Linked DNA regions of Homo sapiens: region 2 is linked to region 1. The links are chromatin loops, found by intact Hi-C in ENCODE. Cell type or tissue: endothelial cell of umbilical vein. All regions are shown on one strand. Each heading gives the region's core, and the rest is flanking DNA. Links, peaks and the distances in the headings are about the cores only. Region 1 has its middle 14 kb from the start of LINC01451. Region 2 holds the start of LOC124902310 (a long non-coding RNA gene).

Region 1 (16,720 bases), core at 5,194-13,193:
GACCTGCGGCCCACCAGGGAGGGCACGGGCGGGACGCCAGGCCCAGCCCCATGCCTCAGGCTCCTGAGTCCTGTAGCCCCCAGGACCTGCGCCCTGCCTCTTCTGCCTCATCACACAGACACGTGGGGAGCAGCCTGGATCTTCTCTTCTGTGCAGGGGCTTTGCCCGGGCACCGCTCTCCCTAGCCACGGTGCCGCCCCTGCTGTCTCTCAGGCACATCGGTCGGTCTGCAGCCGCCTGGGGCATGAAACGCCTCTTCCCGGGAGCCTCCCCGGAGCTCCTGGGCAAAGCTGGTGTCTCCCCAGTCTTGCTGGGGCCAAGGCTGAGCCCCCTACAGGGAGTCCTGAGGGGCCTTCATGGGCCTGGTGGGCTCTGGGGCCGTTGGAAGCCCCTTTGTGGTGCAGAGACTGGGTGGCCTAGGTCAGCTGCATCCTTGCTGGGTGCCTCAGTTTCCCCATGTGTGAAGCAGACAATATGTCTGAAGCCAGTGGGCCTAGGAGGCTCCAGCCAGAGCCCCGTGATGGGGGACCCGCCTCTGATGCTGCTGGGCTCTCAGGGCAGCCCCGGCCGGTTCCCACCAGGCAGCTCCTGGTGTGGAGAGCGGGCACATGCCCGGGCAGCATCCTCCACAGCTGGCTGCTCAGAGGACGGGGCGCCTGCCCCACACCCACCGTGGGCTCATGCCCCTCAGGGTCAGGGTTCAGGGAGGCCCCGTGCACTCCTGGCTCTGGGCCCCTCCTCCTTTCTCCTTCCTTCTCTCCAGTGGCCCACGAAGGACCCGGGGCCACTCCTGGGACCCAGAGACCAGGCCTCGGTGCTCCCGGGGCCCTGGGTGAATGCTGGGAATGTGGGGCTCCCTATCCTGGGAACCCCAGGGCTGCCAAGGAGGCCCAAAGACTCTGGGCTCTGTGTCTGGCTCTTGGGACAGCAGGACAGCAGGGATCTCTGGGGTGGCCCAGGCCCCACACCTGACCCAGGGCCCACCACAGCCCAGATCAGTGACTCCAACAAGGAAGGAACTGCTCTGGCGAGCCTCCTCCACCCCTACAGACCCCTGCTGGCCACATGGCCAGACACCCAGCTCTGCCTCCTGTCCTGATGGAGACAGCTATTTAGCGCCAGCTGTGTGCAGCCACGCACTGCTTCAGGGGCAGAGCTGAGGGGCAGGCGTGGGAGCTGCAGCCAGGGGCCAGCCCCCGAGGGGCTGGAGGTTGGTACTCTCTGCCCCAGCTCCAGGACAGGGCCAGGGTCAGCGGCCAGGAAGGGCAGAAGCTGGGGGCTGGGCTCAAGAAGGTGGGCACTCACCTGGAGCCACTCCACACCCTCCTCCCCGGCTCAGCACTTTCTCACGCTCAGAGCTGGCACGGGGGCCAGGCCTCGCTGGGGCTTGTCCTGGCCCTGGGAAGGCGGGCGAGGCTTTCCTCTGGGCCCAGGGGCAGGGGCCGCTGCAGGTTGGGACACGTCTGGAGTGGGGGAGCCCGGTTGCAACACCGGCTGAGCAGCTGCAGGATCTCGTGGGGCTGCAGGAGGCCCAGCCCCCACTGCACATGTCCCAGCCTGCTCGGTCCCCAGAGAGGACAGGGGGCATCAGAGAGAGGCAGCTCCCAAAACTTGGACCTAGAGACCTGGGCCAAGGCCCTGTCCCTCCCTGGTCCTCCATGTTCTCCCTTTGAATTTGGGGAACCTGGTCAGAGCACCCATGTGGGATCTTGTGCGCACAGCACACACCACGCCTTGTCAGGGCCTGGGATGGTCAGCAGCATCTCAGCCTCAGCGCTACTCTCTGGAGAGTGGGATGACGGGGCCACGTCAGCTGCTGGGAGGCTCCCAGGAGGAAGCCGCACACTAGGGACTCTTGCCCAGCTGTGTGGTGGCTGTGCCTTCAGGACGTGCAGTCAGGAATTCCTAAGGGCCCCTGAGCCTGAGGACTGGGGATGGAGCCCTGTGGCCCCTGGCTCTCAGCCTCACCCAGCCCCAGGCTTTGACCTCAGAGCTGTCCACCCAGAACTGCTGGGGCTCCTCAGCCCCCTGGAGCTGGGAGCTGGGCGGAGTCACCCTCAGACGGTGCACCTGCCCCAGACCTGCTCCAGCCGCCAGCCAGTCTCTCAGAGCCAGCCGGGCCCCTCTGGCCACACAGGCCTCGACCCCTGCACGAACCCGCTGGAGGTGATGCCTCACCTGGAGGTCTCACCCGCAGACTCCTGGGATGGGCCTCTGGTTCTAAGGACAAACTGGCTCCTCCTGGGACCCACCTGCCTCAATGGGTCTATAGGGACCCAGGCTGTTGTCAGCCCCCAGGAGCAGCCAAGGCCCCCGTGCATCCTTGGCCAGTCAGATTTGTCACACTGGGATGAGAGACAGGCCAGAGGGGCCTTGGATGGCTCCCGTCCAGCCATCACCCCTGCCCACTCTGTTCCTGGGGAAACCGAGGCCCAGGGAGATACAGACCCATGGCTGGCTTCCTGAGTCACAGAACCTGGGGGAAGCGCCCGGCCTCTCCCACCTTGGTCTGCAGGCCTGCAAAGCCCTCCATCTCCCCGGCCCCTCGCCCTGGGCAGGAAGGCGGGAACGGGGACACTGGGCTCTGGGGAAGGGAACTCACAGGTTAGGAGCTCCATCTGCAGGAATCTCGTGCTGTCCTCAGAGCTGGGCAGGGTGAGAGGCAGGTCCCCTGGGAGGCAGCCCCCGACACCCAGCCACTCTCTGGCAGCCTCCCAGGCCGGCGTGGGAATGTGGCTGGCGGGAACGGGGCCTCTCCCCTGGGGAATCAGCTGCTGGGTGCTGGCCAAGAACGCTCTGATCCAAAGAGGAAGCAAAGTTCAGCTGCAGCAACTTGACCCAGGACAGCTGGGGAAAAATGGGCGGCCGGGGCAGGGGCAGAGACTGTCCAGACCAGGTTGAACTCCAGCCCCTGCCCTGGTCTGATCCTTAATCTCAGCTACAGTCTGAGCCCTGATCCGAGCTACAGATTAAGTCTTGACAGACACAGTCTGCGTGTCTACTCCAGCTATGGACTCATCCCTAATCCCAGCTACAGGCTGGCCTCTGATCCCAGTCACACACTGAACCCTCATCCCAGCCATACACCAAGTCCTTACCCCAGCCGCAGACTAACCCCTGAGGCCACCTATAGGTCGACCCCTCACCCTGGTCACAGACTGAGCCCCCATCACCAGCCCAAATTGACCCTTGATCCCAGACTAAGCTGAGCCCTGGTCAAAAGCATAGACTGACCCCTGATCCCAGCTACAAACTAAACTCTGCTCCCAGCCATAGCCTGAGCCCTGACCCAGGCACAGAATGAGTTCCCATCCCAGCCACGGGGTGACCTCTGACCTCAATCAGAGCCTGGCTTCTGATCCCAGGCACAGACTGACCCTGGCTCCAAACCAACCTTAGCCTCAGCTCTGCGGATCTCCAACTCAAACTCTGCCCAAACCCCAGACTGAGTCCATCCCGAGTGGCATTTGCCGAGGGCGAGCGCCTCCCGCCACTCTGGAAGTGACTGTCGACTCTGCTGGGCCCCATCATGCCTCCCTGGCTGCCATGTCCCCTCCTGGCCCTGCACTTTCAAGGGAACTCGGGCCAGCTGGAGCGGGTGCAGGAGGGAGGCCAGGCGCAGGCCGGAGGGCAGCTGAGGGAGCCAGGCAGGCCAGTGTGGGGCTGGGAGGCCAGGTCGCCGGCTTGCCAAGTGCCTGCTGTGTGTCAGCACGTCCCCTCCACCACCTCAACTCTTCCTAGCCAGCACCAAAAGGTGGAGAGCCAGGCTGGACGGGGCAGCAACGGCAAAGCAGACAGCAGGTGCATGGTGGCCGAGCTCCAACCATGTCCATCCAAACCCAACCTGGTTGGCCCTTGCTGGAGACAAACCCCAACCCCGTCCGGCAGATGCCCACCTGCAGGGTGGGACTGCGGGGGTGGCAGGGGCTCCTGGGTTGGTGGTGTGCCCCGGGGTGCCGGAGATGCCTCGGACCGGGAAGCCAGAGCCACGACGGGTCGGGGCAGGGGTCGGGGCAGGGCGGGGCAGGGGTGGGGGCAGGGCGGGGGCAGGGGTGGGGGCAGGGCGGGGGCAGGGGTGGGGGCAGGGCGGGGGCACCTGCACTCTCAGCCCTTGCAGCTGCCAGCCTGGGGTCTGGTGCTGGGAATCCCATGCTGGGGGAGAAGAAGCTGTTTATTGGGAGCTGAGCGATCCTCTAATCTCTGCCTTATCGCCGCCTGTTTGCCCAGTGAGAGTGCAAACACAGGGGTGGAGGTCACAGGGCTGTGGGGAGGGGCCCACACTATTTGCCTGACTTCTCCCAGTGGTGTTAAAAATAGCACAGAGCTCTGGGCTCAGAGGGGTCTACGGAGTTCCCGCCTGGCCCCTGGCTCACGGGCACCAGCTGCCAGGTGGAGGCCTGAGGTATTGACACTCCCCGGCTCTGTGTTTGGCTTCTGATAGCGGCCCAGGAGGGCGTGGCTGGAGGGGCCCTTTCTCAAGAAAAGCCCAGAGAAGTGGTGTCCAGCCCCCTGCCCTGCCCACCTCGCCGCCCCCCACACCATCCCAGCCCACACCTGGACTGGGGGCAGGGGGGACCCAGGAAGCCCAGCTGGAGCACGGGGAGGGGCTGGAGGCTGGCTCCCAGCTCCCTGCTGCTGCCAGGACTGGCTGGGGCTGGGGTAGTGAAGCCCCAGGGAGAGGCAGGCCCAGTGCCGAGTCTGAGCCCATCCAGGGAGCCCCGTGCTCTGCCCCTAGAAGGCAGCATTGCCTGGTGGTGGCGGCACCTGAAGGGTTCCATGACCTGGTGCAGCCGCGGAACTGTGGAGCCTGTTTCCCCAGCTGCAAAGACGGGTACTCATGGTTCCTACGTCCTGAGGTGTGGCAGAGATGGATGCAAAGCTCATTGCAATGCAGGCATCAGCACTGCTCCACAGCCTCCAAGCCGAGGCCCTGCCTGTCCTAGCGTGCTTCTCACGGTCATCCCCGCCTGGTGGAGGACACAGGCTGGTGCCGGCTCCTGGCACCCCGAAGAAGATCCTTTTCCTTTCTGAGTTGAATGAGATTTAATCACCCTCATTACCTGGTTTACAGTGCCTCTGGGGTGCTTCAAAGCTCTCCTGGCACCAGCAGCGTGGGGAGCCCTCCCTGCCCCCGGGAGACGGATGTTGGCTGGAAGATCCCCAGGTTCATGGAGCCACGGGGCCACCCCACAGGCTTTGGGCCCAAAGGACCTGGAGAATGGGGCAGGGAGATGATGGGTGGGCTTGGTGCCCTTGAGGCGCCTCGACGGGGCCACCAGACCGGCAGGTGCCATCACTGTATCTGCCCGGCACAGACACAGACTCGCTCCACCCCCAGGGCTGCAAGGCCAGGCAGGGTGGGCCCGGCCAAGGCGGTGATAACACAGTGGCCATCTCGGGGGTGGGCCAGCTCGGGCCAGGGCTGCGGCGCCACATGGATGGGGCCGGGGCATCTTCCTGAGCACCCCTCCACAAAAATAAAAGTAGTAAACAACATCATATTTTATGTCTGTGCTGGCATAAAGACAAATATATTCATATTATGTATTAAAGCATTTTCTTGGCCCTAAAAGTTCAGTTTTTTTCTCCTGATTTTAAAAGAAATTAAAATATTTCTGTGAGGCCCTGCAAGCCTCCCAGGTGCTGGTGTTCGGGCCTAAAGCCGGAGTCGGCCCGCAGGGGATGCCAGAGCTCAGAGATGGGGACCGAGAGAGGGGTTAGAAAAGCGTCTCAGAGCCATCGGGCCGGGAGAGAAGAGGCAGGAAGAAAGGGGGGTCGCAGAGACGGTTGTGGAGGCCAGCTGGTCCCAGCAGCCGTGCCTGTGGCCACAGCGGCCGGAGGTGGCAGCAGCTGGACGAGATCCCGCAACATCCTGGAGGCTGCGGGCGGGGCGCGTGGAAGTTGGGGGCTGCGGGCGGGGCGCGTGGAAGGTGGGGGCTGGGGCTCCGGGGAAAGTACTGCTGCTGGGGTCGGCTACGGTGGGGCCTGGGTCCAGCTTTCTGGGGACTCAGTGAGCAGGGGTGCTGAGGCCCAAGCTGGCTGCCGGGGAGATCAAGTGGCTGGCCCGAGCCCCAGGCCTCAGTTTCCCCACCTGTACAAGGGAGGGTTGGATAAGAGGGTCTCCAGAGAGGTTCCTAAAAGCCAAAGGAAGAAATTGTGGTGCTGGCGGAAAGGGGAGTGTCATCTCGGTCAAGGGGTCTTCACCCAGTATTCCAGAAAGGCGATGGGGTGAGGCAGCTCCCCCCGGCCCCACAATCACTGTGTCTTCCAGCTAGAGCTCAGCCCTCTCTCCCGGGACTCCTCCTGGGGTCTGCCTGCCCAGGGACAGACGCCGGGCCAGCTGCCAGCCGGCCCTCTGTCCCCCTACCTGTGGGCGAGCGCCTCCCCCTGCCTTCTTGCTCCCTCAGGGAAGCTGCCATCAATCAGGCCCCAGCGTTTCCTGTCACTGCGCAGGTTCCCACGGCCTCTGCCCTTGACCCCCAGCCTGGGCATGGCCCGCCCACCCTCCTTGGCCCCCAGCAGCCCCTCAAGGACGCAGGGCAGGCCCCCCGGGCCTGGTGGTAGCAACCCTGCCTCATGGACCTGCCTGTCCTGTGAACACTGGGAGAGCCACTCAGAATCCTGGCTTCGGACACCGCCCTGTGCACCTCGAGGAAGAAGCTGCAGCTGATGGCACAGGTGAGCAAGCGGGAACTCCACAGGCTCCCTGCCCTGGGTTTGCCCCTGGGGCCCTCGGCTCCTCTCCCCAGCAACCTGTGTGTCCGGGATTCCCCCGCCTCTGTCCTGTGTCCAGCTGGGGAGTGGGGCCCCGGGATGGATCGTGGGAACAGCCACGGGGCCACTGAACAAGGCTTGAGAGGGCTGGGCAGGGTGGAGGCGGCTGCACCTGTGCCTGTCTTGCTGGGGGGTCCCTGGAGACTGGGGTCCTCGCCTGGGCCCTGTGCCCACCACTCTGCACTTTGGTTTCCTGGTGGCATCAGGACCCATCACTCTGGGCCAGCCGAGGGCTATCCAGCTAGGACACCCAGGCCTGGTGGCTGCCCAAGGCCCCTGAGCCTGGGCCCGGTCAGGGCTTCCCAGCCCCTTCTCCCTTCTTGGCAAACAAAGGCCCTGCCAGCCATATGCTGCGACTCTGATTTGTTGGGCGGGGGACCTGGGGCATTGGGCACACCTCACCCCACCCACCCTGGCACAGCACAAATGCTTCTTAGCCTGCACAGTTCCTCTCTGCACCCCATAACCTCTCAAACTAAGCTGCTCCCCACAGCTGGGTCACCATCACCCCAGCTGCCCAACCGAGGCGTGTCACAGTGAAGGCCCCAGCCCTGCCTGTTGCAGGGGGGAGGGGAGGGGGGCGACGACACCACCCTGTCCCCAGCTCCACTCCCTCAGGCACCGTCTCCTCCTCACAGCCCCCACTGGTCTCCTTACTGCGGTGCCCAAGACCCATCCTGGACTGGGGTCTGGTGCTGGGAATCTCACACTGGACCCCCAACCTGGCTCCCATGGGCCTGTCCTGCCCAGCCCCAGGCTGCCCCTCAGCAGCTCTCACCCCCTAGACCCCAGACTCCTGTCTCCCCTTCCCCACTCCTCCCAGGCTGGGCTGGGTCCCGCTGTGCCCATGTCTGCCCGCATATCTGTAGGACCACTCGCTGCCTCACCCCTGCACCCCCACCTGCCGGCCACAGCCACTCCCAGCCTGCACCTGCCAGGGCTTCACAAATGACCAAGGGGAAATGAAAACACAACTCTTCTGAGTTCAGCTGTCCAAGGCAGAGGCTGGGCAGTGCCCCCTGCCCACCAGCTCCTGGAGCTGAGCCAGGGGCTCTGGGAGTGGGGGAAGGAGTCAAAGACCCCCGAGCAGAGGAGAGACTGGAGAGGGACTGGTTGGGGTGAATCGGCCTCCAGCGTCTTCCAGCAAAGCGTCTCCTCCCACCCACGCTGGCCTGCGACCATTCCCCAGACACCTGGCGCCACCCACCGGGCCAAGTGGAGGCTGCGTGTGGGAGGGCTGTAGCCCTCAATGCCCTGGGGTGCTCAGATGAGGAGGGGGCTGAGAAGGGGAGGGGCCCTAGATGGGGAGGAACAGAGAAGCCCTGTTAGACGCATGCCTTGAAGAAACTTGGTTTACACACACACACATGCTTCCATGTGCATGCACACACTGGCAGACACACGTACATACACACGCACACATGCTCACACAGATGCCCATGCTTGCACACACCCATCCACGCTCACTAATACACATGCACGCATGCTCACAAACTGATGCCCGCATGCTCACGCACAAGCACACGTGCTCACACACACATACGCATGCATGCTCACACACATATACACGTACATGCATGCTCACACGTGCACACATACACACGCACCCATACTCACACACATACATACATGCCTGCACACACACACGCATGCTCACACAGACTACCGCATGCTCGCACACGCACACATGCACACATGCTCACATACATACACGCATGCATGCTCACACATATACACACGCATGCATGCTCACACACATGCTCGCACACATACATACACACATGCTTACACACACACGCACGCATGCTCACAGACTCCCGCATGCTCACACACGTGCTAACACACGCACGTGCTCACACATACACATGCACAAATGATCACACACACACCTGCATGCATGATCACACATGCACACATATGCACCCATGCTTGCACACATGCTGACACACATACGCACGCAGGCATGGTCACACGCATACACACGCACACATGCTCTCTCACACACACACATACATGCACACACATACATGCTCACACACACGCACACATACACACACACCCATGCTCGCACACACACACGCATGCTCACACACGCACACACGCACCCATGCTCACACACACACCACACAAGCATGCTCCCACACATACACACATACATGCTCTCACACACTCTATCACACATACGACTGTTCCTGGGGCTGTGCTGCCCTCCTGTGGCTGCTGACAACTCCATGTCCAGCCCACTCAGCTGCCGGATCCCCAGGAGGGCCACCATGGATGTCTGGGGCCGAGGAGGCACACAGCCACCCGGGGCCAGGGAGCACCGAGGCCTGGGTAAGGGCAGAAGCCGCCAAGCCCCCGGTTTGCTCCACCCCTCAGTCCCCATCACAGTCTGGGCCAGGACTCAGAGCCCTGGGTTCCCCAACGAACCTGCCCCTCCAGGGAACCCAGGACCCCTTAGGACAGAGCTCCAGACCCCATCAAGGACTAAAGGAAGAAAATTAAGCACAAACAAGGTAGAAGAAATAATGAAAACACGAGTGGACAGAAATGAAGTAAAAAGTGGACAAACAACAGAGAAAATCAAGGAAAGCAAGAGTGAGTGATTCGGAAAGATCCACAGAACCCACAGATTTCCAGCTGGACGAATCAAAGGAAACAAAAAGAAGAAACCACAAATCAGCACTGTCAGAAAGGAGAGGAGGCGCCATCTCACCTCCCACAGACACCGAGAGAGTGAGTGTCAGGAAGGAGAGGAGGTGTTGTCTCACCTCCCACAGACACTGACAGAGTGAACGTGTCAGGAAGGAGAGGAGGCGCCGTCTCACCTCCCACAGACAGCAAGAGAGTGAACGTGTCAGGAAGGAGAGGAGGCGCCATCTCACCTCCCACAGACACCGACAGAGTGAGTGTCAGGAAGGAGAGGAGGTGTTGTCTCACCTCCCACAGACACTGACAGAGTGAACGTGTCAGGAAGGAGAGGAGGCGCCATCTCACCTCCCACAGACAGCAAGAGAGTGAACGTGTCAGGAAGGAGAGGAGGCACCATCTCACCTCCCACAGACACCGACAGAGTGAACGTGTCAGGAAGGAGAGGAGGCGCCGTCTCACCTCCCACAGACACCGAGAGAGTGAACGTTTAGGAACGAGAGAAGGCGCCATCTCACCTCCCACAGACAGCGAGAGAGTGAACGTGTCAGGAAGGAGAGGAGGTGTCGTCTCACCTCCCACAGACGCCGACAGAGTGAAAGTGTCAGGAAGGAGAGGAGGCGCCGTCTCACCTCCCACAGACGCCGACAGAGTGAAAGTGTCAGGAAGGAGAGGAGGCGCCGTCTCACCTCCCACAGACACCGAGAGAGTGAACGTGTCAGGAAGGAGAGGAGGCGCCATCTCACCTCCCACAGACACCGAGAGAGTGAACGTGTCAGGAAGGAGAGGAGGTGTCGTCTCAACTCCCACAGACACCGAGAGAGTGAACGTTTAGGAACGAGAGAAGGCGCCATCTCACCTCCCACAGACAGCGAGAAAGTGAACGTGTCAGGAAGGAGAGGAGGCGTCGTCTCACCTCCCACAGACACCGAGAGAGTGAACGTGTCAGGAAGGACAGGAGGCGCCATCTCACCTCCCACAGACAGCGAGAGAGTGAACGTGTCAGGAAGGAGAGGAGGCACCATCTCACCTCCCACAGACACCGACAGAGTGAACGTGTCAGGAAGGAGAGGAGGCGCTGTCTCACCTCCCACAGACACCGAGAGAGTGAACGTTTAGGAACGAGAGAAGGCGCCATCTCACCTCCCACAGACAGCGAGAGAGTGAACGTGTCAGGAAGGAGAGGAGGCGTCGTCTCACCTCCCACAGACACCGACAGAGTGAAAGTGTCAGGAAGGAGAGGAGGCGCCATCTCACCTCCCACAGACAGCGAGACAGTGAACGTCTCAAGTTTATTAACAGCTTTATGACCACAAATTTCCCAACTTAGATGACATAGAAAAATTCCTTGAAAGACACTAATTGTTGGATCTGGCAGAAGAAGTTTCATCACCAAAATGGCCCTAGATCTAGTAAAGAAATTCCATATACAACTAAAACCTTCCCACAAAGACAATTCCTGGCCCAGATGTCTTCCCTGGTGAATGCAACCAAACATTTAGGGAACAAATAATATCCATTCTACACAGACTCTTCCCAGAAATACAAGTTTCGAGGCCACCATTACCACAAGCTCAAAACCAGAAGAGATATCATGGGAAAAGGAAATTACAGGCCAACTTTCCTCACAGACATGGACACAAAATAGTTTCTAGAACACTTGCCTGAAAAGCAAATAGAGGCCGGGCGTGGTGGCCCACGCCCGTGATCCCAGCACTTTGGGAGGCCAAGGAGGGCGGATTTCTTGAGGTCAGGAGTTTGAGACCATCTTGGTCAGCATGGTGAAAACCCGTCTCTACTAAAAATACAAAAATTAGTCGGGTGGTGGGGTGCACCTGTAATCCCAGCTACTTGGGAGGCTGAGACAAGAGAGTCACTTGAACCTGGGAGGCGGAGGTTGCAGTGATCCGAGATCGTGCCATTGCACTACAGCCCAGGCAATAAAGCGAGACTTCGTCTCAAAAAAAAAAAAAAAAAAGCAAATAGAATAATTTTTTTTAAACACATAGACACAAAAGTTGTAATGAAATAAATGCAAAGTAAATCGAATTGTGCAATATATAAAGAGGATAATACATCAACACCAAGGGGAGTTTATCCCAGGAAGGCAAGGGATCCAGCTTTCTTTTTCCTTTTTTTTTTTTTTTTTGAGATGGATTCTCGCTCTGTCACCCAGGCTGGAGTGCGGTGGCAGGATCTGGGCTCACTGCAAGCTCCGCCTCCCGGGTTCACACCATTCTCCTGCCTCAGCGTCTTGAGTAGCTGGGACTACAGGCACCAACCACCACACCCGGCTAATTTTTTTGTATTTTTAGTAGAAACAGGGTTTCACCGTGTTAGCCAGGATGGTCTCAATCTCCTGACTTTGTGTCCGCCTACCTCGGCCTCCCAAAGTGCTGAGATTACAGGTGTGAGCCACTGTGCCTGGCCCCTTTTTTTTTTTTTTTTTTTTTGAGATGGAATCTTGCTCTGTCACCCAGGCTGGAGTACAGTGGTGCGATTCTGGCTCACTGCAACCCAGCAGCCTCCGCCTCCCAGGTTCAAGTGATTCTCCCGCCTCAGCCTGCCAAGTAGCTGGGATCACAGGTGCGCGCCACCACGCTCGGCTAATTTTTGTATTTTTAGTAGAGACAGGGTTTCACCATATTGGCCAAGCTGGTCTCAAACCCCTGACCTCGTGATCCACCCACCTCAGCCTCCCAAAGTGCTGGGATTACAGGCGTGAGCCACTGTGCCCGGCCAGGATTCAGCTTTCTAAAGTCAATCAGCATAATTTACCATGTCCAGCTAACTAACAGACAGAGAGGGACTCCCTAAAAGAAGAGCTGTTTATTTGGGACTAGCAAGCTGCAAAGGGAATGCTTGGCCTCTGTAAACTACGTGCATATTCCTGTAGGGAAAGGAAGAGGAGGGTTTCTAAGGGAAAATGGGGAGAATCATGTTGTTTTGAAAATTATCCTTGGCTACAAATACCAACAGCTGGGGTGAGGCCAGTCAGAGGTTGGACAGGCGGTGGCTGAGCAGACGTCCTTGGAGAAGCATTGTTTGGGTCTCAAGGCCTTCGTGCAGGGCTGTGGTGCCCATAGTCTTTTTCCTCAGGCACAGGCATGACACATCTCTTCAGGACCTCGCCCAGCTCTGTTTGTCACGGTTTGGTGGTGGTGGTGGTGGTGTTTTATTGGTTATTGAGATGCCGTTTTGCTCTCGTTGCCCAGTCTGGAGTGCAGTGGTGCGATCTCGGCTCACTGCAGCCTCTGCCTCCCGGGTTCAAGCGGTTCTCCTGCCTCAGCCTCCCGAGTAGCTGGAATTACAGGCACATGCCACCACACCAGGCTAATTTTTGTATTTTTAGTAGAGACGGGGTTTCACCGTGTCGGTCAGGCTGGTCTGGAACTCCTGACCTCCGGTGATCCTCCTGCCTCAGCCTCCCAAAGTGCTGGGATTACAGGCATGAGCCACCGTGCCCAGCCTGTTGTTGTTTTAACACCAGTGACCTTATATTTATTCTGACAACTTTCACATTCATGTTAACAGAATAAGAAAAAAATCCATGTAATCCCCTCAGGCAAAATCATGACAAAATGCGTCATCGTTCGTGGTGCAAACTCTCAGCAAACCAGCAATGGAAGGGAGCCAACTACACCGACAAGACCATCTATCCAAACCCATCGCTGAAGCCATGGCTGATGGTGAAACACAGAAGGCCCCGGCCGAGGTGGGGAGCAGGGCCGGGGGCTTCTCTCGCCACCTCCCTCTGCGCCGTGCAGGAAGTCCCGGGGCAATAGGGCAGGAAAAGGAAAGGAAGACATACATGATCCGACATGTAGAAAATCCTTTTAAGGCCGGGTGTCGTGGCTCACGTAATCCCAGCACTTTGGGAGCCCAGGAGTTGGAGACCAGCCTGGGCAACACAGCAAGACCCTGTCTCTATAAAAAAATTTTTGAAAATTAGCTGGGCATGGTGGCACGCACCTATAGTCCCAGCTACTCAGGAGGCTGAGACAGGAGGATTTCTTGAGTCTGAGAGGTTGAGACCAGCCTGGGCAACATGGCGAAATCCTGTCTCTACTAAAAATACAAAAATTAGCCAGGCATGGCGGCACATGCCTGTAATCCCTGTTACTTGGGAGCGGAAGGCTGAGGTGGGAGGATCACATGAACCTGGGAGGTGAAGGCTGCAGTGAGCCGAGATTGTGCCACTGCATTCCAGCCTGGGCAACAGGCTGTCTCAAAAAAAAAAAAGAAAGAAAGAAAGAAAAAAATTGAACCTTAACTTTATTTCACTCTGCACAAAAATGAAATCAAGATGAGTCACATAGACTTAAACATAAAATCCAAGACCTTCTGGAAGAAGACGAGGGACAATCGTCACAATTTGGGGTAGGCAAAGACTTCTTTCAGGTCACAGAAACACCAGACATACAAGAAAAGAAATTGATAGCAAAGTAGATTTTTATCAAAATCAATTTTTTTTTGCTGATCAAAAGATACCATGAAGAAAATGAATAGGCAATCCAGAGACTGGGAAAAATATTCATTGTAGATATCTCTGACAAAAGATTTGCATTCATGGCTGGGTGCAGTGGCTCACAACTGTGATCCCAGGAGCTTCGGAGGCCGAAGTGGGTGGATCAGCTGGGCTCAGGAGTTCAAGACCAGCCTGGCCAACATGGTGAAACCTCGTCTCTACTAAAAATACAAAAATTAGCTTGGTGTGGTAGTGGGCCCTCTAATCCCAGCTACTTGGGAGGCTGAGGCAGGAGAATCGCTTGAACCCAGGAGACGGAGGTTGCAGTAAGCCAAAATCATGCCACTGCACTTCAGCCTCGGCAATAGAGTGAAACCCTGCCTCAAAAAAAAAAAAAAAGATATTACACAAATGGCCAATAAACATAGAAAGGTGGGGGTCAGGTGCGGTGGCTCACACCTGTAATCCCAGCACTTTGGGAGGCTGAGGCAGGCTGATCACCTGAGGTCAGGAGTTCAAGACCAGCCTGGCCAACATGGTAAAACCCTGTCTCTACTGAAAATACAAAAATTAGCTGGATGTGGTGGTGCATACCTGTAATCCCAGCTACTTGGGAGACTGAGGCAGGAGAATCACTTGAACCAGGGAGGCAGAAGTTGCAGTGAGCCAAGATCTTGCCACTGCACTCCAGCCTGGGTGACCGAGTGAGACTCCAACTCAAAACTAAATAAATAAAAAATAAAAATAAAAAAACACAGAAAAGTGCTCAACATCTGTAGAACCAGAGAAATGCAAATTAAAATTACAGTGAGATGCAGCCGGGCGCAGTGGGAGGCCGAAGCAGGCGGATCATGAGGTCAAGAGATCGAGACCATCCTGGCCAACATGGTGAAACCCATCTCTAAAAATACAAAAATTAGCCGGGTGTGGTGGTGCGTGCTTGTAGTCCCAGCTACTAGGGAGGCTGAAGCAGGAGAATCGCTTGAACCCAGGAGGTTCCCAGGTTGAACCCAGCCTGGCAAAAGAGCAAGACTCCATCTCAAAAAAAAAAAAAAAAAGAAAAATTACAGAGAGTTGCCGGTACATACCAGTTCATCAATGGTAGCAAACACATCTCACGAATGTAAGACGTTAAATAATCAGAGAAACTGTGTGCAGGCTGTATGGAACTGTCACGAGACAACATTGCAACAAATTCAACTTAAAAATCTTAATTGGCTTTCATTCACAATTCTGAAATTGGCTTAGAACCAGGACAAATTCAGACCTGGAGCTGCACAACGTTCATGGAAACGGAAGTGATGCGCAGAGGCAGTTTTGGTGGTGGCCGCTGGGCACTTTGCCTTGAAATCAGCGGCCACTGGCAACTGACAGCTGGCAGCTGCGGTGACCTGGACCCAGTCCCTGTGACAAGAGGCCAGCCTTCTGTGGCCTTCAGGCCATGCCAGGCTGCAGTTTGCTGTATGGACTCATGCCCCAGGCCTCCTCGGTGAAAACTTAACAGGACTCTCGGGTTCATTTTGAAACCTTTATGTAAGTCTTAGCCGGGCACGGTGGCTCATGCCTGTAATCCCAGCACTTTGGGAGGCTGAGGCAGGTGGATCATGACGTCAGGAGTTTGAGACTAGCCTGACCAACATGGTGAAACCCCGTCTCTACTAAAAGTACAAAAACTGGAGGCCGGGCACAGTGGCACATGCTTGTAATCCCAGCTACTCGGGAGGCTGAGGCAGGAGAATCACTTGAACCCAGGAGATGGAGGTTGCAGTGAGCTGAGATCGCGCCATTGTACTCCAGCCTGGGCAACAGAGCAAGACTCCATCTCAGGAAAAAAAAAAAGAAGAGAAACCTTTATGTAAGTCTAAATCTATTCTGAAATTAAAAGTTGATGTAAAAATCTTTAAAACGTAGGCTGCAGTCACATGGGGGGAAGCCAGAGGAGGGGGAAGATGAGTGAAGCCCAGCTCTGCTCCTGGGAGCTGAAAGCACAGGTGTCAAAACACCAGCCGGGAGTGCGGCAGTGCAAGGCCTGGCCCTGCCTTCCCCAAGTGCTCAGGACAGAATTTTCCATCTGTTTTATTTTTTAAATTTTTATTGATTGATTCATTCATTCATTTATTGAGATGAAATCTCGCCCTGTCGCCCAGGCTGGAGTGCAATGGCATGATCTCGGCTCACTGCAACCTCCACCTCCCGGGTTCAAGCAATTCTCCTGCCTCAGCCTCCCAAATAGCTGGGATTACAGGGGCCTGCCACCACACCTGGCTAATTTTTTTGTATCTTTAGTAGAGACGGGGTTTCACCATGTTGGCCAGGCTGGTCTCGAACTCCTGACCTCAGGTGATCTGCCCGCCTCAGCCTCCCAAAGCACTGGGATTACAGGTGTGAGCCATCGTGCTGGGCCCATTTATTTATTTATTTATTTGAGACAGAGTCTCGTTCTCTCTCCCAGGCCGGAATGCAGTGGCGCAATCTTGGCTCACTGCAACCTCTGCCTTCTGGGTTCAAGCGATTCTTCTGCCTCAGCCTCCCGAGTAGCTGGGATTACAGGCACCCGCCACCACGCCCAGCTAATTTTTTGTATTTTTAGTAGAGATGGGGTTTCACCATGTTGGCCAGACTGGTCTTGAACTCCTGACCTCAGGTGATCTGCCCACCTCAGCCTCCCAAAGCACTAGGATTACAGGTGTGAGCCACCACACTGGGCTTATTTATTTATTTATTTTATATATATATATATATTTTTTTTTTTTTTTGAGGCGGAGTCTCGCTCTGTCACCCAGGCTGGAGTGCAGTGGCATGATCTTGGCTCACTGCAACCTCCATGTC
Region 2 (9,236 bases), core at 83-8,082, 120 kb before region 1:
TGAGACTGAACAGTGCATGGGCCTATCAGGTTCAGTTTTCTCCACTGGGCCAGCTCCCAGCCAGGGCCTGGTGTGTGGCAACACTCGTGCCGGCCACAACCCTTACCCTAGGAGGGACCCCCACCTTGCAGGAGTAGCCGCCCAGGTAGTCCGTGCAGGTGGCCCCGTTCTGGCAGGGGCTGGGTGAGCACTCGTCCACCAGGTCCTCACAGTAGCTGCCTGTGTAGCCCGCCTGGCAGCGGCAGTGGTGCGTGTTGCCCGCGTCCACACAGAGCCCTCCATGCTGGCACAGGCGGGCAACGTCAACACCTGCGGGGGATGGGGTGGTAGACAGGTGAGGCCCAGGCCCACAGAGGACCTTGATGGGCTGGGACCCGAGCTGGGTGGGCACAGCAGGTTACCTTGTCGCTGCGCAGCCACCTCACAGGACACGCTGGGCACGTCGCAGTAAAGGCCGGTCCAGCCGCTGGGGCACTCGCAGCGGTACTGGGTGTGGGTCTGCCAGCATTTGCCGCCGTTCTTGCAGGGCGAGGAGTCACACCAGTGCACAAGGTTCTGGGGACAGATTGGGGTCAGCTGGGTGCCCGCGCCCCGGCCATTTCCCCGGTAGCTCAGAACGCACATCTGCCAAGGGGCCTACTCCAACCCAGGCTGCAACCCATTCTACAGAAGTGGAAACTGCCGCCCCTGGACTCCCCACCACCCCCACACCAGGAACAGCCTGGGCTGGGTCTCCCTCAGGGCCCTCAGCAGGTCCAGACCACCCTCGGCCTTTGCTAGAAGGAACACTTTTCCTCAATTCCCCAATTCCTGAGCTCCTGCCCCGGCTCCAGAAACCTGGGATTGAAACGAAGGTGCCTGCTGCTTCCGCATCAGGTTCCTTCACCGGCTGCTCAGATCCCCAGAAACCCTCTGCCCGGGGGTGTGGGGGTGACCCCGAGCCGACACAGTGGGACCTGGGGTGACCGTTCCCACCTCCCGCAGGTAGGCACCCACCCAGGGCCCCTCCTTCGGGCACCTCTGTGGCCGGCGCACTCACCTGGCAGTTGGGGCCAGTGTAGCCCTGGGGGCAGGTGCACCTGTAGGAGCCGCAGCCGTCCTGACAGGTGCCGCCATGCAGGCAGGGCTGTGAGTCGCACTCATTGACATCGTGCTGGCAGTAGCTGCCCGTGAAGCCGGGTGGACACAGGCAGGTGAACGAGTTGATGCCGTCCACGCAGGTGCCACCGTTGAAGCAGGAGCTGCAAGGGGGTGGGCAGGCGGGGGCTGAGTGGAGGGCATTGGTGGGTCCCCGCTCCAGCAGATTCTGCCTCGCCAGCACCTCCCCTTCTGCTCAACCCTAGGGGCCTGATGGCCAGGACAGGCCCAGGGCAGCCTGGCTGACCCAGGGAGGCCAGTGGGAACCCGGGGCCCGGCTCTCACACCACGTCACACCTCCCTCCCCTGCTTTCTTTATAAGTCAGGTCGAGAGTGGTTTTACCAAACGCGTGGGCATAGGGTGGTTAAAGTAAATGAGGGAGAAACCAGAAACCGTCCTGGTAACACGGGAGGTAATTACGTCAGAAACCAGGGACGAGACTGACGTTTACCAAATGAGCTTCCTGGCAAACACGGCAAAAAGGAAACAAGAACGGACAGAGTTCTCGTTGTCTAATAGAAGGAAGCGCACCAGTTCTTCAGGACAGACTACCGGCGCTCCTGGTGCGGGACACAGGAGGAGGTCACAATGGCCCTCTCAGGAGGGACAGGTCGGTACAATGAACAATGTCTGGACTCAATGCAGCCAGCGCTAAGTGCCCAGCCGGCCTAGGCGGACGCCTGCATGGTGTGCCAGGCTGCCAGCTACTGCGTGTGGCCCGCACCGCCCGTTCCCTTCCACGGCCTCACTCGAGCCCCGCACACCTCTCTGTGCAGTCAGGCGTGTTGTTCTCACAGTGGATCCCGCTGAAGCCTGCGGGGCAGGTGCACGTGTAGCTGTCCACGCAGTCCGTGCAGTTGGCCCCGTTGCGGCAGGGGTCACTGGCACACTCGTTGATGTCCTCCTCACAGAAAGTGCCCCGGAAGCCGGGCAGGCAGTCGCAGAAGGCCGTGTTGATGCCGTCTGTGCAGGAGCCCCCGTTGTGACACGGGTCTGGGAGAGGACGGAAGGGTGAGTGTGAGGGGCAGGCACAAACCCACACCTGCGGGAGGGGGCCGGGAAGGCTGCATGGCTGGGGACAGCCCAGCCTTTCGTTGCCGAGGCTGCGGCAAGCAGCCCTGTGACAAAGGTGTCTGGTGGGGAGCCCCAGCACCCACAGGCTGCGTCACACCCGTCTCCTGTGCTTGGGGTCTCTCTCCCCACCTGCTCCTGTCCTCAAGCTCCAGGGCAGGGGGCAGCTTTGCAGGCTTCACAGACCGAGCAGGGGAGGAGAGACAGTTCTTGCCTCTGCCTGCCAGGTGATGCCAGCAAGACCCCCGGCTTCTGCCAACCTCAACCTCTGTGAAGCAGGGCTGGGAGGCCTGAGAGCCCTGGCCTGCAGCGGGGCCCGATGAGCCAGGCGGGAGTGCAGGCCGGGCCCGAGCCATCCTCGGCTCAGTGAAGAGCCGTGGGAGGGGCTCTCGTGACTCTTCCGCGAAGTGCAGGGAGGAGCAAGCCGGCTCTGGGGCCCTCCTGAACCACCCTGGCCATCCCTCAGCACATCCCCCACACCTGACCCAACCCTCCCCGGCCACACTCCGGCCTCCCTGGGTGCTTATGGCCAGCACCATGCGCACCAACCCTGCCCGGGGGAACTGAGGCCTGAGAGCTTCCTGGAGGAGGCCAGAGCCGCGGGGCTACTCACTGGGCCGGCAGTCGTCGATGTCGGTCTCGCAGTTGCGCCCACTGTAGCCGGCCTGGCAGTGGCAGCGGTAGCCGCCGTGGGTGTTCTGGCAGGATGCGCCGTGCCGGCACGGGCTCAGAACGCACTCGTTGATGTCGACCTCACAGGTCTGCCCTGCGGGGCAGGAGGAGGCCGGTTGGTCACCAGCGGCCCCTGGCCCTCCAGGCCCTTCCCAGGCTGGCCCACCCACCTACAGTGCCTCTCCCGACCCAGGAGTAGGCTTCCGTGACCCCAGGACCATCCCCTCTCCCCTAATTTTGGCCTAAGAAGGTCACAGGAACTGGAGTTGGGAACGGTGCTCCCAGGTCAATTCCTGATTCCAGAACTTCTCCGACCAGGGCCTCCTCAGCACCCACCAGCTCCTCTTCAAAGACTCATCTAGCCTGCCTGGGAGCTGCCTGTGTCCCGCAGACATCCTGACCTCCCATCCCAGCCCTCACCGGGCCCTGGCCAGCCTCACCTTGCCAGCCCGTGGGGCAGACACAGGAGAAGCTCTCATAGTCCTCGGATTGCCTGCACTCCCCGCCGTTTCTGCAGGGGCTGGGGGCACACGGGGCCAGCACCACCTCACACGTGGCACCTGCGGGAAGGAGACACACGTGACCCCGGGAGCCTCACCCAGAGGGATCTCCCAAATCGGCCACCGCCTGCTGGTCTTTCCGCCATCAGAGTGCCGTCTGCTGGTCCCGCCGGGAGGCAAATGTGCACCGAGACCCCTGAGCGCTCCCGGCTGTGCCAGGACCCTGACCCAGGGAGGAGTGGAGCACAGATGGGGGGACGCTGAAGACAAGCTGCACAAATGTCACGCTCAGAAGCCACCCCTCATTCCCGGTTGGCAGCGGGGCACAGCCTAGGCCTCACCCCACCAGGCGTGCCCAGGAACAAGGACTGCACCAGGAGAGGCGGCCTCAGTCGGGTGGGCTCCACGACACTGCAGGGACCTGGGCCCACCCCGGACGCAAGCCCCCTCATCTCTGGGTGACGAGGAAAGGCCCTGGCCTGAGACCGAGGCCTGAAACTAATCCTGGGGCTCCGTGTCACAGGCAGCAAACGCCCATCACGGGAGGCCAACAAACAAGGGCTGCGATGGAGGGGACAGGCCCAGGCCCCCAGCACATCCTGCGTGTCGGGGCACGGGGCACGGCCTGGAGACCTCCAGGGCCACGCAGGGTGTCTGGCAAAGGCTATGTGGGAACCACGTGCACAGCCGAGGGCCTTTTTCTGCACAAGCCCATGGCCGAGCTTCCTGTTTATAGCCGTGGGGACTGCGTTATCTTCCCTGTCCCCCATTATCTCCCTGGCCTGCTGGGGCGACTTTCCAGGGCCTCTCTTCCTATTGGTTTCCACGGTGACCCGGGCAGGCAGGAACTGCGCCAGAGTTTCCGACAATTGTGCGAAAGGAAGCAGGAAGCGGGCAGATAGGAAGCGGGTCAGCACCGCCGCTCCTCCTGCCGGCCCGATCGACGTGTCTGAAAGGGACAGGGGCGCCCAGCCGTGGAGGGAGGGTCCTCACTGACTGACACAGGAGAGAAAACCCAGGTCCTTAACTTCGGTCAAAGAAAACAGCGTTCTGGCCACAGGCTGCTGGATGTCATGGGAACCGCAGGCGTGGGACCTCCAGCCCGGCTGCCTGGCCCAGGCAGGCCCTCCCTGACCAGGCCCCGTGGCAGCACCCTCTGCCCGCTCCTGGGGAGCGCCAGGACCCCGGTGCTTGTGGACTCTTCTTTGTCTTTTCTAGAGGAGATCATTTCCTGTGATCCCCTTGGCTGGGTTCATAGCAGGGGCTGGACAGTTGGGGGAACATCCCCCTCCCCGCTCAGCCCAAACAGAGGGCTCCTTGTTCCGCTCACACAAAGAGAGCCCGCCATCAAAGGAATCCCTCAGGTCCGGCTGGCGGGGGTGGGGAAGCCCGGCCCCCAGAGACCCCAGCAGGGTGGGCGCCGGGAGCACGGAGCCCAGTGACCCAGGCCCGGCCCTGCTAAGGATTCACCTGCATCTTACCTGTGTCTTGCGGCAGGCTTGCCAGGTAAAACACATGCTTGCATGAAAATTTTCTCCCAGGCATCCTGTATCTTTGCTAATCTGCCAACCCCACCCCCGGGAGAAGGCCCACATACTGCAGGGGCCTAAGGCACTCAGTGAGGCGCAGAACCTTCTGGAAGGCCCCGCCCCAAGAAAGCCACCACTTTACCCTCCAGTCACGGCTTCCCAGGCCGCCCCCACCCCTGGCCCCACCCTCTCCAGCACAGGCTCCGCCCTCTCCAGCACAGGTCCCGCCCCTCCCACATAGGCCCCGCCCCCTCCAGCACAGGCCCCACCCACCCCTCACCTGTGTAGGGCAGCAGGCAGTTGCACTTGTACCCGGCAACGTCGTCAATACACGTGCCCTGGTTCAGACATGGGTTGGACGCACACTCGTTGATGTTGGTCTGGCAGTTGGGACCTGGAGGGAAGGGGACAGCACTCGGCATGTCCAGCACTCCCAGGCACCTTGGCAGGGCCCCACAACAGCAGCCCTGGGCCTGCTCCCCACCCCAGGCCCCTCCTCATCTCCAAGAGCCAGAGGCCTGGAGCTAAGGCTTTGCCACGGGAGGGAGACACCATGCATGGTGCTGGCTGGACCTGGGTCCCGATCCTGTGTCTCCAGCTCCCCAGACTCGAGGGCGGCCCTCTGCACTGAGAAACGCGCAGCCCACTCACCGCTGAAGCCCTCCCGGCAGGTGCACACGTAGCCACTGGTCATGTCTTTGCAGGTGCCGCCGTTGACACAAGGGTTGGATTCACACTCATTGTTGTTGATGTCACAGTTGGTCCCACTCCACCCAGGGTCACAGTCGCACTTGTACCTGCAAGGGGGACCACACTGCAGGTCGAGGGAGGCCCGAGCAGCACGGCCGGGGCCTGGGCACTCCCGGGTCTGCAATGCCCTATGGGCTGGCGGAGGTGCCCATCCACTCAGACTCGCAGAGTCCTTTAGTGGGGGCAGGCTGGGCGCTGTGGCTCACACCTGTAATCCCAGCACTTTGGGAGGCGGGGGTGGCTGAGTCACTTGAGGCCAGGAGTTCAAGATCAGCCTGGCCAACATGGCGAAACTCCCCCACCCCATATATACTAAAAATACAAAAATTAGCCAGGTGTGGTGGCACATGCCTGTAATCTCAGCTACTCGGGAGGCTGAGGCAGGGGAATCACTTGAACCTGAGGGGTGGAGGTTGCAGTGAGCTGAGATCATGCCATTGCACTCCAGCCTGGACAACAGAGCAAGGCTCTGTCTCAAAATAAAGAAAAAAGTGGGGGCCGCAGCGCTTCCCATACCCAAGACTGCGGCAGGGGTTTGGTTCATTAGCGAGGGGACCATGCCAAGTGCAGGGCAGTAGGGTGCTGCGAAAAGCCCCCCACCACTTGCCCGCTGTGTGGCCCCGAACAAAGCACGTGCCTTCTCTGCGCCAAATGAGGGCAATGGGGTCCCTGCTGATTTAAATGGTCCCATCCAGGCAGAGTGCTGCCAGGCACATCATGGGCATCAGAAACACTTGCGGCTGTTACCATGGAAACGTGTTCCAGGGTCACTGTGGGCCTGTGTCCTGAGCACACCATGCAGCCCACAAGGACACGCAGCACACAGCTGCTGGGTGTGGACTGTAGTCTGACTGAGGACCCAGAGGCATGTGCGTCCCCGAGGGGAGCTCCCTGCCACCCAGCCCCGTCCGAGGCCCGTTTCTGGCCCATCTCAAGCTCTGTGCAGGTGCCACCCTCCTGGCAGCAGAGCTCCCAGGGTTTAGGACTGATGTGTCCCCATGATCGGCCCCGCCGCATACCCGTTGAGGCTGTCCCGGCAGGCCCCGTGGACGCAGGGGTTGCTGTTGCACTCATTGACCTCAGACAGGCAGGTGGGGTCGTGGTAGCCCTCGGGGCAGCGGCAGGTGAAGCCATTGATGCCGTCCTCGCAGGTGCCCCCGTTGTGGCAGGGGTTGCCCGCACACTCATCGATGTTGATGTTACACATGCTCCCTAAGGGCAGGGCGGGTCAGACTCCGAGGCCCAGCGCCCAGGGGGTCCCACCCACGTCAACCTCGATTTCCCTGTCTGTTGAGCCGGGGCGATCACCCTTCTGGCCACATCCTTCCAGGTGTCAGAAACCATCTTGGATCACAATGTGCCATGTGCCAGCCTCCCCGGGCACCAGTGCCCACTCAAGTCATCCTCCCAGGGGCCCCAGGGGCAGGGGCTACTGCAGCCCTGACTGATGAGAATCTGAGGCCCAGAGAGGCAGAGGGACCTGCTCAAAGGTGCTGGTGAGCCACAGAGGCAGAAGGTACTTAAGCCTGGCCTCAGGGCTGGCTGCTCCCTCTTGGCCTGCTGGGCCACTCTGCCAACACGGCCTGGGACAGCTCTGACCGGAGACAAGAGGGGTCGGGGGGACCCATCGTGCTGCCAGTTATAGCCCTGGTCCCGCTGCAATCTCTGCTGCAGACCACGGTCTGCCCAGGTGGGCAGCACCAAAGCCCTCACCCAACCCCTCAGCAGCCCCAGGGCAGAGTGGCTGACCTTGACCTCTGAGCACAGTGCAGTCAGCCCCCACGTGCAGGGCCGCTCACCTGTGTAGCCCGGCTCACAGGCACACTCGTAGCCATCGATCTTGTCCAGACAGGTGCCCGAGTCGCAGGGGCTGCTGGCACAGTCATCCAGGTTGATCTCGCAGTTGGGTCCTGAAGGGGTGGCACGTGTCGGTCAGTCCTCAGGCCCGCCCTGCCCACTGGCCCCCCGCCGGCCACCCGCCTGGCCGGCCACCTGTGGTCCCCTTCAGGCAGAAGCAGAGGTAGGCGTTGTCGCGGTCCTGGCAGGTGCCCCCGTGGCGGCAGGGCTGGCTGGAGCACTCGTTGATGTTGGTCTCGCAGTGGTGGCCCGTGTAGCCTGGGCGGCAGAGGCAGGTGAAGGTGGCGACGCCGTCCTTGCAGGAGCCGTAGTGGCAGGGGTCGGGGTCGCACTCATCGATGTCCACCTCGCAGTGCGTCCCCGTGTACCCTGGACCGTGGGAGGGGCGGGCACAGGAAGACTTAGGACTGGCGGCCCCCGGGACACCCATGACCAGACCTGGGGTCACCTGTGCCAACCTGAGGAGGGCTCCGAGCGTGGCATTCCCACCTACTCAGGATTGGGGCTGAGCTGTGCTCTCGGCCTCTGGACCAGGTGGCCCAGACCAAGGTGTCCATGACCTTGTCAGTTTCACTGCCCTGAGTGCCCTGTCCCGTCCCCAGTCCCTCCCCGCTGGTGGGCGCCAGCCCGCACCTTCCGTGCACACACAGGTGTAAGTGTTGGGTCCGTCCAGGCACTTGGCACCATTCTTGCAGGGGGTGCTGGCACACTCGTCCACATCGTACTGGCACAGATGCCCAGTGAAGCCTGGGGCCGGGGAGGGGAGGGGAGGGAGTCATGTGCAACAGCACTATGGCCCTTCAGGGACCCCTGGCCAGACCCCAGCAGTGAGCGCCTGGCTGGGCTCCCCAGGGCACACTCAGCCTGAGCTCAGCCAGCTCCAGCTCTCCCTGCCTCCCGCTGCCCGCTCCCCGGATCAAAGCCCCTCCCCCAGCACCACACGCCCTCGCTCCCACAGAAGGGGCCTTTTTCCCAAACCGACTGGGTTGCTATGGCTACAGTGGAGCCGGGCTGAGAATGGGGCTCCCCTCGCTCCAGTGTCTGGGACGGGTAATCTATGTCTTGGGAGCCTAGGCTTGGGCTGGCAACGCCTCCCTGGGCTCTGCGCCCCGGCCCCCAGCTCTGGGACAGATGGAAACACCTTTCACCCAGGCCCCTGAGAGTTCCTCCAAGTCCGCCCCGGGCAGCCATCATCTCCATTGCAGGCCAACCTGCCCCACGTGGTTCTCTGCATACCCTTGTCGCTGGCGTGCCGTTGGGCAGGGGACATGGCAGGACAGGGCAGGCTGGCCTCCCTCCCAGCATCGAGCCCTCAGAAAGCCAGGCTGGAGCCTCCTCCCTGTCTGGGCACTGCAGCTCCTGGTATACCCTTCTCTCCAGGCAGAAGGGGCTGCACCCAGATCAAGGAGGATCTCCTGGCCCTGGGCTCCACCGCGACCCCTGGGCAAGCTCCCACTCCCCACTGGGCCCTGCCCTTCCTTCGGGGAAGTCTGAAAACACTCCCATCCACTCATGAGGCAAAACCCTCGCTCTCCTGGGAATCTGAACACAACCAATGGCCAGGCCCCCCTCAGAAGGCCGGGGTGCAGACGGCCCAGGGGCAGGGGACACAACCTACGGCCAGGCACCCCTCAGGAGGCCGGGGTGCAGACGGCCCAGGGGCAGGGGACACAATCCACGGCCAGGCCCCCCTCAGGAGGCCGGGGTGCAGACGGCCCA

What was found. Hi-C counts contacts between places; a loop is a spot of excess contacts. Peaks named below come from ENCODE experiments on the same cell type or tissue, not always from the same donor. Only the 100,000 strongest peaks of a DNase experiment are listed, where the experiment ranks them.
Region 2: it touches region 1 in a loop (6-fold over the local background); 3 of 110 quality-filtered maps call a loop at or near these places.

The regions. Positions count from the first base shown.
Region 1 is chr9:136,622,608-136,639,327 of GRCh38, forward strand. No RefSeq gene overlaps it. Among named protein-coding and RNA genes, the nearest start is that of LINC01451, 14 kb to the left of the region's middle. RefSeq lists enhancers at 7,096-7,627, 7,858-7,977, 8,160-8,691, 8,692-9,223. In endothelial cell of umbilical vein, for the core only: CTCF peaks have their summits at 7,990 (motif pointing left) and 8,999 (motif pointing left); DNase peaks (open chromatin) are centred at 7,974 and 8,974.
Region 2 is chr9:136,507,831-136,517,066 of GRCh38, forward strand. NOTCH1 (notch receptor 1) reads right to left here. Exons shown (of 34, transcript NM_017617.5): 10 at 8,151-8,264; 11 at 7,653-7,886; 12 at 7,460-7,570; 13 at 6,680-6,872; 14 at 5,562-5,707; 15 at 5,191-5,304; 16 at 3,322-3,441; 17 at 2,823-2,975; 18 at 1,903-2,131; 19 at 1,040-1,241; 20 at 402-555; 21 at 125-309. It overlaps LOC124902310 (a long non-coding RNA gene), which reads left to right and starts at 1,643. Exons shown (of 3, transcript XR_007061865.1): 1 at 1,643-2,149. In endothelial cell of umbilical vein, for the core only: no CTCF peak of the experiment used is centred there; DNase peaks (open chromatin) are centred at 4,321 and 4,961; H3K27ac peaks cover 3,333 bases.